2 separate regions of the Mus musculus genome follow, and region 2 is linked to region 1. Evidence: chromatin contacts called from ENCODE POLR2A ChIA-PET data. All regions are on one chromosome and are shown on one strand. The core of a region is the stretch at or near the end of the contact, and the rest is flanking DNA. Distances in the headings are between cores, read along the strand shown.

Region 1 (5,160 bases), core at 1,883-4,382:
TATTTAGAAACTCCCAACAAGGCCTGATGCTGTCAGCGTGGCCAGCTGATGTCAGAGGGGCCCACACACCTGCCAACACCGCGTGTCTGTTCCTTCAGCCCTGCAGAGCAGCCGAGCGAAGCAGCTAGCTGGCTTTCGGCTTTCTTGCCTCACTTGGTGGTGCTTGTGGGCTGGGGTCAGCGCTGGGATGCGCCTCCTTGTGCTCTATGGAGTGATGCTCTGGAAACAGAAACGGGTCCTTTTTTTTCCTCCAGCCAGGCATCAGGAAGCTTAGGGATGAATGTCTTTCTTTTTCTTTAGAGGAAGATTTCCGAGCTTCTTAGACGCTCCGAGTAATGTCACGCAAGATGCCTCCAGGGAAGAGGCAAAAGAGGGTGATGCTAGTAACAGGGACTCTGGGGACAGGAACGAATGTGGGCCATTTCCCCTTTTCAACCCACTTCTCTTGATGTAACTTCATCCTTATTTTTCCCCACAGCAGTAGTAGACACTCTGCTGAGCACCACTTAGGTTTTTGCTGTGCATCTCAGCTAACACTTTGACATTGGGGATTCTGTGTAAACTAGATCTCCATCTTAGATTAGGCTGTGTGAACCGAATTTATTTACATCGTTAGAAACCAAATAGAGGCCTCTCGGCTATTGTTCTCAGATTGCTCTCATTGGTCATCCCTGCCCTCCCTCTACTGACCAGAACCTTGCCCCAAAACAGCCTGTAATAAACATCAACGCTGGCTTAGCTTGGGCTGCTATCTCTGGCGGAGAGATCTTTAAAGGATGTATCTAAATGCAATGTTTGAGTAGCTTCAGAGAGCTCTAATAGAACTGTAAATATCCCCGGTTTAATTAGCAGTCCTGCAGTTCGGTAATGGCCCATAGCTCTCTGAGCCGAGCCTCTTGAGGTTTCTAGACTTCAGAGGCTGCCTGCAACTATGCTGTGTGGACCTATGAAATTTTCCTTCTCCTGTACTCTAAACCCCCAGCTAGCCTTTCCTAGACACCTACTCGCAATTATTGCAAATCCATAACTGACTACTATCCTCCGGATTTCTAAAATGATCCAGTGTTTCAGCTTAGGTCTCAACTCAGAGATACTTTAGGGCTCAGATTGGCATCCTGAGAATTAAGTCCCCTGGGAAAAGAACAATAAGGAAGAAAACTCTACCTACATTGGAGTTGATGTCATTTTTTTTTTCCCTCCAAGCTCAAGGTGATCGCTTGCTTTGTGGCTGGTTGGTGGGGGAGGAGGGGCTGTACGCTAGTTATCAGCATTTCTGAACCAGCTCTCTCAACCGCGACAGGTCAGCCAATCCCGGCAGTAAGCTTTTACTTGACAGGTTTGTTCTGGGCTGACAGCCATTGACTAGGTGCTCAGATAAGTCACTTGGCTGAGTCTACGGTAGGTGGGGCGCGCTCACCAGTTCAGGGGCAGTGACTGGAAGTTTGTTGCAACATCGGTAAGCCTAACCAGCCAGCAGCAACAGGAGATACCCTTTTGCCCCGCGAGTACAGATCTAGAAAGGGTTCACCTCATTAAGCGAAGGAGATGCGTCAATCCCCCCCACCCCCGCCCCGCGCCTCCCCCTAGGGCCCGGCCTCTTCTCCCACGGTTGGGAACGCGCGGTGTGGGCAGATCCAGAACAGGAGTCTCGTGTCCCGGCCTTCTGGCTAGCTCTATGGGTTACAAGCGAAAGGGAGGAACAGCTTGGGGACTCTCCGCGTCAGCGTGCACAAACCGGCGGCGGCCAGCAGAGAGGGGTGGCGGGGGCACGTGCTTGGATGTGGCTGCTTGTGTAACCAGCTCCCCAGGCGCTCGGCCCCGACAGCGCTCCTGCGGACGGCTCGTGGATGCTATTCTCTGCTCCGATCCGGCAAGAGAGGGGTCCAGCAGACCACACGGGAGAAGGAGGCGGGGGCGATCACCTAATAGAGCAGAGGGGACCAAGCTCCTGCCCCAGGAGCACACAGATAGGGGAATGGGAATTTGGAAAGTTCCCCAACTAGGACCACACGTGACCTCCTCCTGAAAGTAGTTCCGACCGCGGCTCATGTATCCTTCCACCTCGCCTTTGAGCCCTCCCAGGCCTGCTCGCCCCGCCCACTCGCTGGCTGCAGCTTCCGAACGTCCCATACTCCACACCCGGGCTCAGTAACCGGGTCCTCGAACATGCAAGGTCCGACAGGGTCAGAACCTGGCCATCGCGATCCAATTCTGCCGGGTTTTCATAGCGGCCACGAAGTGGGGATTGGGGGTGGGGGCTTAGCTCTTTGAAGACTGAGCTTGGCTGTGATCCGGTAGACCCACCGCTGCGGGGAGCTGCGGGTCTCATCACCGGGCGGTGGAGGGGTGTGTGTGAGGTGCACTCTATTCACGGAGACCCACTTTGTCCAACCAGGGGTGTCCTTTGGGCCCTGGAAACTCAGGGGAGATGTGAATGTACACGCCCCGTATGCACAATCATCATGCTTGGCTGGGAGCGTTCATCTTTCGGGCAAATGAACCCAGCTGCCTGGGAAGCAAGAGGCGGGGCAGGGAACCGGAGCCCGATGAGGTGACCCACGCGGGAGACACAATAGGGGTTGTTCTTTGTGCAAAGACTGACACCTTGAGGACACCGTGAGGGGGAGAGGTGTGTTATCTAGGTAAAGACTGTCGCCGACAAATCCTAGCGAAGCACTGCAATCTGACCACAGCGCAGGGCAGGGAATGAAAGCCGTTCCGAAGAAACGCAGGGACAGACGCAGGAAGGATAATCCTGCCCCTGAGGCTCCCGGAGCACCGACCAAGGCGGTCAGCTAGTGCGATCCACCTGTGAGCGGTCAGCGATTGTGCTCAGCGCACCCTCACTCGGCCCCAGCCTGTTGTACCTTTGCCGGGTCTCTCTGCGCTGAGGCCAAAGCCGGCGTAGCTCCGGGAGCGAGCCGCGGACACACTGGGCATGCTCCGCGGCGTTCCCCGCCCCTGTCCCTTCCGACGCCCCGCCCCGCCCCGCCCCGTCCCCGGCTCAGCGCCCGCCTCCCGCCCGCCTCCCGCCTCCCCTCCGGCTTTCCGAGGCGCCCTGCTCTCCCGGCGGGGCGGCGGAGGGGGCGGGCTGGCCGGCGCACGGTGATGTGGCGGGACTCTTTGTGCACTGCGGCAGGATACGCGCTTGGGCGTCGGGACGCGGCTGCGCTCAGCTCTCTCCTCTCGGAAGCTGCAGCCATGATGGAAGTTTGAGAGTTGAGCCGCTGTGAGGCCAGGCCCGGCGCAGGCGAGGGAGATGAGAGACGGCGGCGGCCACGGCCCAGAGCCCCTCTCAGCGCCTGTGAGCAGCCGCGGGGGCAGCGCCCTCGGGGAGCCGGCCGGGCGGCGGCGGCGGCAGCGGCGGCGGGCCTCGCCTCCTCGTCGTCTGTTCTAACCGGGCAGCTTCTGAGCAGCTTCGGAGAGAGACGGTGGAAGAAGCCGTGGGCTCGAGCGGGAGCCGGCGCAGGCTCGGCGGCTGCACCTCCCGCTCCTGGAGCGGGGGGGAGAAGCGGCGGCGGCGGCCGCGGCTCCGGGGAGGGGGTCGGAGTCGCCTGTCACCATTGCCAGGGCTGGGAACGCCGGAGAGTTGCTCTCTCCCCTTCTCCTGCCTCCAACACGGCGGCGGCGGCGGCGGCACGTCCAGGGACCCGGGCCGGTGTTAAGCCTCCCGTCCGCCGCCGCCGCACCCCCCCTGGCCCGGGCTCCGGAGGCCGCCGGAGGAGGCAGCCGCTGCGAGGATTATCCGTCTTCTCCCCATTCCGCTGCCTCGGCTGCCAGGCCTCTGGCTGCTGAGGAGAAGCAGGCCCAGTCTCTGCAACCATCCAGCAGCCGCCGCAGCAGCCATTACCCGGCTGCGGTCCAGGGCCAAGCGGCAGCAGAGCGAGGGGCATCAGCGACCGCCAAGTCCAGAGCCATTTCCATCCTGCAGAAGAAGCCTCGCCACCAGCAGCTTCTGCCATCTCTCTCCTCCTTTTTCTTCAGCCACAGGCTCCCAGACATGACAGCCATCATCAAAGAGATCGTTAGCAGAAACAAAAGGAGATATCAAGAGGATGGATTCGACTTAGACTTGACCTGTATCCATTTCTGCGGCTGTTCCTCTTTGCTTTTCTGTCACTCTGATAACGTGGGAGTAGACGGATGCGAAAAATTTCTGTAGTTGGGGTGACTATAACGTTTAATTCTGGGCGCATTTCTAGATCGTGCATATTGTGTCTCTTCCAGTGTATTCAACCTAGGGAGTGTTCGGCTAGACGGAACTCATGCCTCCTTGCAAGTGTCAAGGCACGGATTGTTTTCTTGTCGAGCTCTGTGGTCTCTTCTTAAAATCTATTGTCCGGTAATACAGAGTACTGTACACTGGATTAGCGAGCTCGTCAATCCAGCCTTCTAAATGAACTAAAAAAAAAAAAAAAAATAGACGCTTTGGGTTGTGCATATTTCGATTAGATCGTGACTTGGGCCCTAGATCTAGGGTGTAGATGAGATTAAAATGAAAGTCCGTGCTGCACGTAGGCATGTTGCCTCAGAATCTTGCAGTGATTGTTTTTAGTTTCCTGGGTTGCATTGGAAGATTTTTCTGAAATGTGACTTGTGGACTGATTTGCATAACTTTATAAGCATAGTCATCGTCAGCATGGACGGTGCACATTTGAGGGTAGAAGTAGTTTTGTGTGTTTAAACCGACGTAATTACAAATTTGGAGCCTGCATTTGGAAGTTTTGTAGTTTAAAATCAATAGTGCCAGAATATATATCATTGGAGCTTTTAATAGAACTTTGTTAAATTAGACTTTCTTTCCTGATGAGATGTGGGATAGGATATGAAATTTGCATTTCAGTGGTATGTTCCATTCATTTGACCTCGCCACACTTGATAGAATGGAGATCGAATAGTTTTTGATCCCAGATGATGATGTCTGTGAGTCCAGGGATGCTTGCTGTGTGTGGCAAATGACTGCAGAGGTTAAACTCAGTTCTCACATGAAATTTAAGTAGTAGCGTGAATTCGCTGCTCATATTTTTTGTTTCAGGTGCTCTGACTCGTTGGCTTATCAGTGGGTTTTAGCCTGATTTGTGCAGAACGTCAAGTATAATTTAGCCCGCTAATATCCAGACAAACTGGCAGGAATGGATCACTGGCTCCAGATTGTAGGTA
Region 2 (5,043 bases), core at 1,331-3,830, 220 kb after region 1:
TTATAACTGTCATTTCCCGAGAGCCAAACAGGCTGCTCTTGATGCATGAGCCGGTGCATAGCCGGGTGCTTAGTGCTTGATGGTTGCAGAGTTGAATCACTGTAAGGATCGTCCTCTCTCTCACACTCCGTGATGTCATACAACTTTCTTCTAAAGAGCACACCAGACCGTATTTGACATCAATCTAGTGTCTTTTTCCTTGCTATGATGCTGGGACGCAAGACCACAGATTCTACACAGTAGAAGCTGCTAGTATTTGTTAAATTACTAAGAGAATTTCACTTAAGATCTTTAGCTACTGTTACGATTTGGATCTTAAATGTCTCTCGGAGTCTATGTGCTAATGACTTGCTCAGGAGGTAGTGAAACCTTAAGGAAGTGGATCCTAGAGGAAGTTAGGTCATGAAGGAGGTTTTTTGAGGGGGCTGTTGGAACCCTGGATGCTGTCATTCTGCTTCTCTTTGCTTCCTGACTGCAGCGAGGTGAGCATCTTGGCATTGCCTCACCACTCTGTGTTTTCCTACCATTCTATGTGTCCAGATGCAGTACAGCCAAGAGACCATGGACTAAAATCCTTGAAATCATGAGTCACATAATTAATACCTTTGACCTAGAGTAGTCACTGCAACAGAAAGATGAAGAGGTGTCTGCCTACGTTATCAATAAAGGATACACATCAAACTTCTTAAAATAGCACATTAGGCAGGGGCTTCATGGCTCAGTCTGTTTTCCTCTGCATCTTCCTCTCTCAACACTTAGCTGGCCCTGATGATTCCCGAAGACACATATTCAACCTGGGCATTACCTGTGAGTTCCCAAGACAGTGTGCTACGTGGTGCCTATGTTTCTATTTATCTGAATCTGGGAGCTGTTTCTGAGGTCTCTTCCCTGTTGATGCCAGCAGGTCCTAAATTCAGGCTGCTGGAGCCTGACCTCCTCCACGTGGTATCTCTGATCTCTGTGAATGAAGGTAGACCTTTTCTGCATCTGCTACACTTCTGTAATCTTGGGCTTGCTCATTAATCTCCAGAGAGTGGAGAGCTTGCAGTAAGGGTCCATGGCATCATTTTGAATATACCTTCAATGCCCAACTCATTTTAGGGATTCAGAAAAATGATGCTTTTTTGTTAACAAAAACTTTGGTTTTTCCTTTGAAACAATGCTTCAAAGAGGCTGTCATGTTATCCTTATTCCTGTAAATCAACAACTGACAACTTTGTATGAGTGTGAGTTTGTGTGTGTGTGTTTTGGGTGAGGGTGAAAGGGATAGATGAGGTCTAAGTCAAACTGAGAAATAAGAATTTCAGACTCTTATCTGCCTCTGTTAAGACCCTCATTTTAGCAGATCAGTTATTCTGACTTATCATAAGAATTTAAAAGACAAAAACAAAACATTACAGTTTCGAAACCCTACAATCCAGCTAAGAACTAATAAGAAACCTGGTGAATGAGAAATAAAATACTGATAGAAATAAGAGGTACAGTTTTTATGTCTTAGTTTATTATTTTAAAAACCATGAATGGCAGAGGATGTTGTGAAAGCATTTGGGAAGCAAGCCTAGGGAATAAGTTGGGGAGCAGAAGGTGAGACTGGGAAGCCAGTTCCCACTGTGGTCTCACTGGATACTCCTGAAAGGAGTAGAACACACCTCGGGCTTATCGAAGAGCTAGGAAGCTGGCTTGTTACTGTCTCTCATGTCTACTTCTGAGGGATAAACTTGCACCTTGCTTTGTGCTCAGACTCACTGCACTTTGATGCCAGAGAGGCTCAGGGCTCCTGGAAGTGGCTATCTGTGGATTTGGATGAGTGCTGAAGCAGTGGGGGAGAGGGGAAATGTGGGGAGAAGAGTTTGCAGTACCAATTACGAATCCTCAAGTGTTCTTGCATTTGCTCATAAGAACCGGACTCCGGATTTACAATAAAATGTGCGCAACACAAACCTACAGATTGAGTTAGGTAACTGGTTCTCAGCTGGGTGTAATTTAGTCTCTTCCCTTGGAGAATAGTTTGTCAGTGTCTGAAATTGGTTTTAGCTGTCATAAGTGGGAGGGTGAGAGTTCTGGTGTCTAGTGGGCAGGGACCCAATTACCCCTAAACTAATAACTAGACTAAAATTTCAACAGCGCTGAGGGTTTGATTCTCTAGGTTAGGGTTATTAAAAATTTCAGATAACACAAAGGTTCAGAGAACCTTTCTTTGGCTTATAAAGCCAGTACAAGGCCAAGATTGAACTAGACTTCTATTTCCAAAGCTTGTGTCTTCTAGAGATCAAGATACCGAAAAATAGAACAACTCACAACAAACAAACATCCCCAGATCTATACTGGCCATACCTCCTGGCCCAGAACTTCAAAGGCTTCTGAAACTGGGTGAAGCTGGCTGGAGCTGGCTGGGGCTGGCTGGGGCTGGCTGGGGCTGGCTGGGGCTGGCTGGGGCTGGCTGGGGCTTGGGGGAGGTGGAGAATGAGAACCTTTCCCATCCTCTTCTGGCCTTGCTCTCTCCTGGGCAAGTTGGGGCAGGTTCCCTGGGCACAAATCCCAGATTTGCATACCAGGCCTGGCTAGGTGCCCTTAGCTGGAAGCTCCAACTCCTTTGCAATGTACACGGTTGTCCTTCTTCAGCCAAGGTTGGCTGGTGGTTCTTTGTGGAATGGCAGCGCCCCACATTCCCCCAGGCTTGGGATGGTCTCTGGCAAGCTAGTGGAGTGAAGAGTTACAGGTGGTGCAGACATGGTTTGGAAGGAATCCCAGCTGGGGCAGCACCAAGAACCTTCTGATCGCTAACCAGATAACTGCGGTGGCTTGCAGACTCCCAGGAACCTCCCCTACTCTAGGAAACTAGCTTCAAGGGCAACACGGGCTTCTGAGAAGCCAGAAGAAGCTCAAAAGTGGAAACTCCTCTGTCAGCTTTGCCTTCTCAGCTTATAATTTTTTTTTCTTTTTCCCGAAAGCACCGAGTTCTCCGTTGCCATGTCCCTTAAGATGGGGAGTCAGCCTAGGAATGAACAGAGAAGTGGAACTCAGGATACAAAGACAGTCACAACCGGAAGACAAGGTGCAAATACTGATGGGGCTCTGAGCTTAGCTGTTTGTTTTGGGGGGGTTGATGGACACTTTGGGTTAGGTTTTTTTTTTTTTTTTTTTTTTTTTTTTTGCACAGGCAAAACCTAGGCTCCTTTGAATGCCCTCGGCTCTGCAGTGTCCTGGTCTTCTGGTTTCCAGACTCACATCTTGCCTCAGGGGGATTGACAGCTATCCCACATGCTGTTTCTGATCTGTTTAATCAAACTTTCATTTGATGTTGGTTGGAATTTCACATGTGGACCAAATACAAAGAAATTAAGTGATTCCAGCAGCTTGAATCTAAGGGAAGCATTAATCTTTGATATCAAATAATCTGTTTCCAGGGGCACTGGGTAAAAGCTGGTTCATTTGTTCATTCATTACTTCATTCCCCCCTCACCCCCATGTGGCAAGCAATTACTAAGGACTACCCTGCTCAAAGCTTTTCATAGGTATTGTGAGGGTCATTAAGGGAAGTGCAAAGAAGCTTAAGATCTAATGAGGGAAAGAGATGATCTAGCCCACCTTGCAGGACAGAAGTTGGCATACTGCAGAAACTCACTTCTGGGCTATGAAATGATTCTGGCATAGAGAAGAGGGAACAATATGTGGTATAATCTAAGAAAGTGTACCACGGTAGAGGAAGAGAAAAATGGTATTTTATTGAGGAGCAGGTATGGAAAAACATACCGACCAAGTAGGCTCGGTTCTTAAAAAAATTTTTAAAATTATCATCTTGTCCTATTTTTATACTGTCCTGTTCTTAGAATAGTTAACTTTTTGTATTAAATAATATCAAGACATAGCTTGTGGAGCATTGCATTCCTGTAAACAGTGACTATTCCATATGTACAGACATCAATGGTGGGATTTCTTACAACTAGAGTGACTTGATATTTTTTGATATTTTTTCTTGACTAATAATTATGTAAATTTGGGGCCTTGATCTGTGTATTGTTGCCCAATTTTGTCCTCTCTACATCTTTCCCTCTTTTAATTCCTTCCTCTTCTTTCTGAACTGAGGCCTGAGCCTGGGGTTCCAAGCTTCTTAGGGAAGCACTTTTCCATCATGCTGCATGCCCAGCGAATAGTTCATTCTTTTCAATAGCTTATATTTACTCTTTTGAAGAATCGTTCTGCTGTGATACATTGAAAGTGAAATAAGGAGACGCTTTTCTACGCGCAGGTGCCCTGAGAACATTTTTGTGAAACATTGCTGACCTCAGTCTTTCCATTATAACATAAGCTACCATAGAATGAAACTGTGTGTGTGCTCACATCTCAGTCTTACGCCCATGAATTAGTGACTTTCATTGTTTGTTGTAGTACATTGAAACAATGAAAAAAAAATCTTAGATCAACTACCATTGAATATCTTTCAATTTTTCAAAACTCACTGGTAGTTCTCAACTTGAATTAGTACTTGGTTTTTTATAATCACGAACAAGAAATGTAGTCCTTGTTCTGTTTGTCCTAGAGATTCTTTGTGCAGGCTGTGGGCTTAGGCTCACTATTCTGTTATTTTGTGGATGTGTCAAAACCACACATCCCTATTCTTTCTCTCCTATCACCCCCATTTTGTATATAAGGACTTTTATAGTGCTAATTTTAAAAAATAAACAAACGGTCTTACACTTATTGCCCCTTCCATAAGCTTATTGTCTCTTGCACTGTTTATCATTCACTGTTTCTTTGACCATGTAGTTTAGTGTCTGCCTTGATGTTGCACTAGGTACCAGGGATGCAAAGATAGGATGCAAACTTTCCACTTTCTAGGAGTTAAGAATCCAATAGGAGAGATAGAGACATGAATATAAAAACATAAGGACTAGGTTGGATATTTGTGAAGGAATCAGAGAGGCTCAGGATTTGAAGCCATCAGTTTTGTGTCAGAGGACAGAGAATATTCAAGATCTTTTTAAAATTCAGGTTGGACATGTGAGTGGGGTTCTGTCACGAGGAGAATATTTTTGGCAGGAC

What was found. ChIA-PET counts read pairs that join two places held with the same protein, here RNA polymerase II (POLR2A).
Region 2: POLR2A ChIA-PET joins it to region 1 with 11 read pairs in Patski. The contact joins the enhancer-like site here to the promoter of Pten in region 1. POLR2A ChIA-PET finds 5 or more read pairs at or near these places in 2 of 5 experiments (Patski and embryonic stem cell).

The regions. Positions count from the first base shown.
Region 1 is chr19:32,754,445-32,759,604 of GRCm38, forward strand. Pten (phosphatase and tensin homolog) reads left to right here and starts at 3,133. Exons shown (of 9, transcript NM_008960.2): 1 at 3,133-4,079. The coding sequence starts at 4,001. It also overlaps the pseudogene Gm36566.
Region 2 is chr19:32,972,394-32,977,436 of GRCm38, forward strand. It overlaps Gm36914 (a long non-coding RNA gene), which reads left to right. Exons shown (of 4, transcript XR_877816.2): 3 at 2,952-3,055; 4 at 3,161-3,230. Gm36860 (a long non-coding RNA gene) reads right to left here. Exons shown (of 3, transcript XR_877814.3): 2 at 1-2,995. Among named protein-coding and RNA genes, the nearest start is that of Gm36860, 5.4 kb to the right of the region's middle. Within about 2 kb of position 2,581, at least 1 of the 3 ENCODE cell types and tissues checked has a DNase peak (open chromatin) inside an H3K27ac peak, as active enhancers do.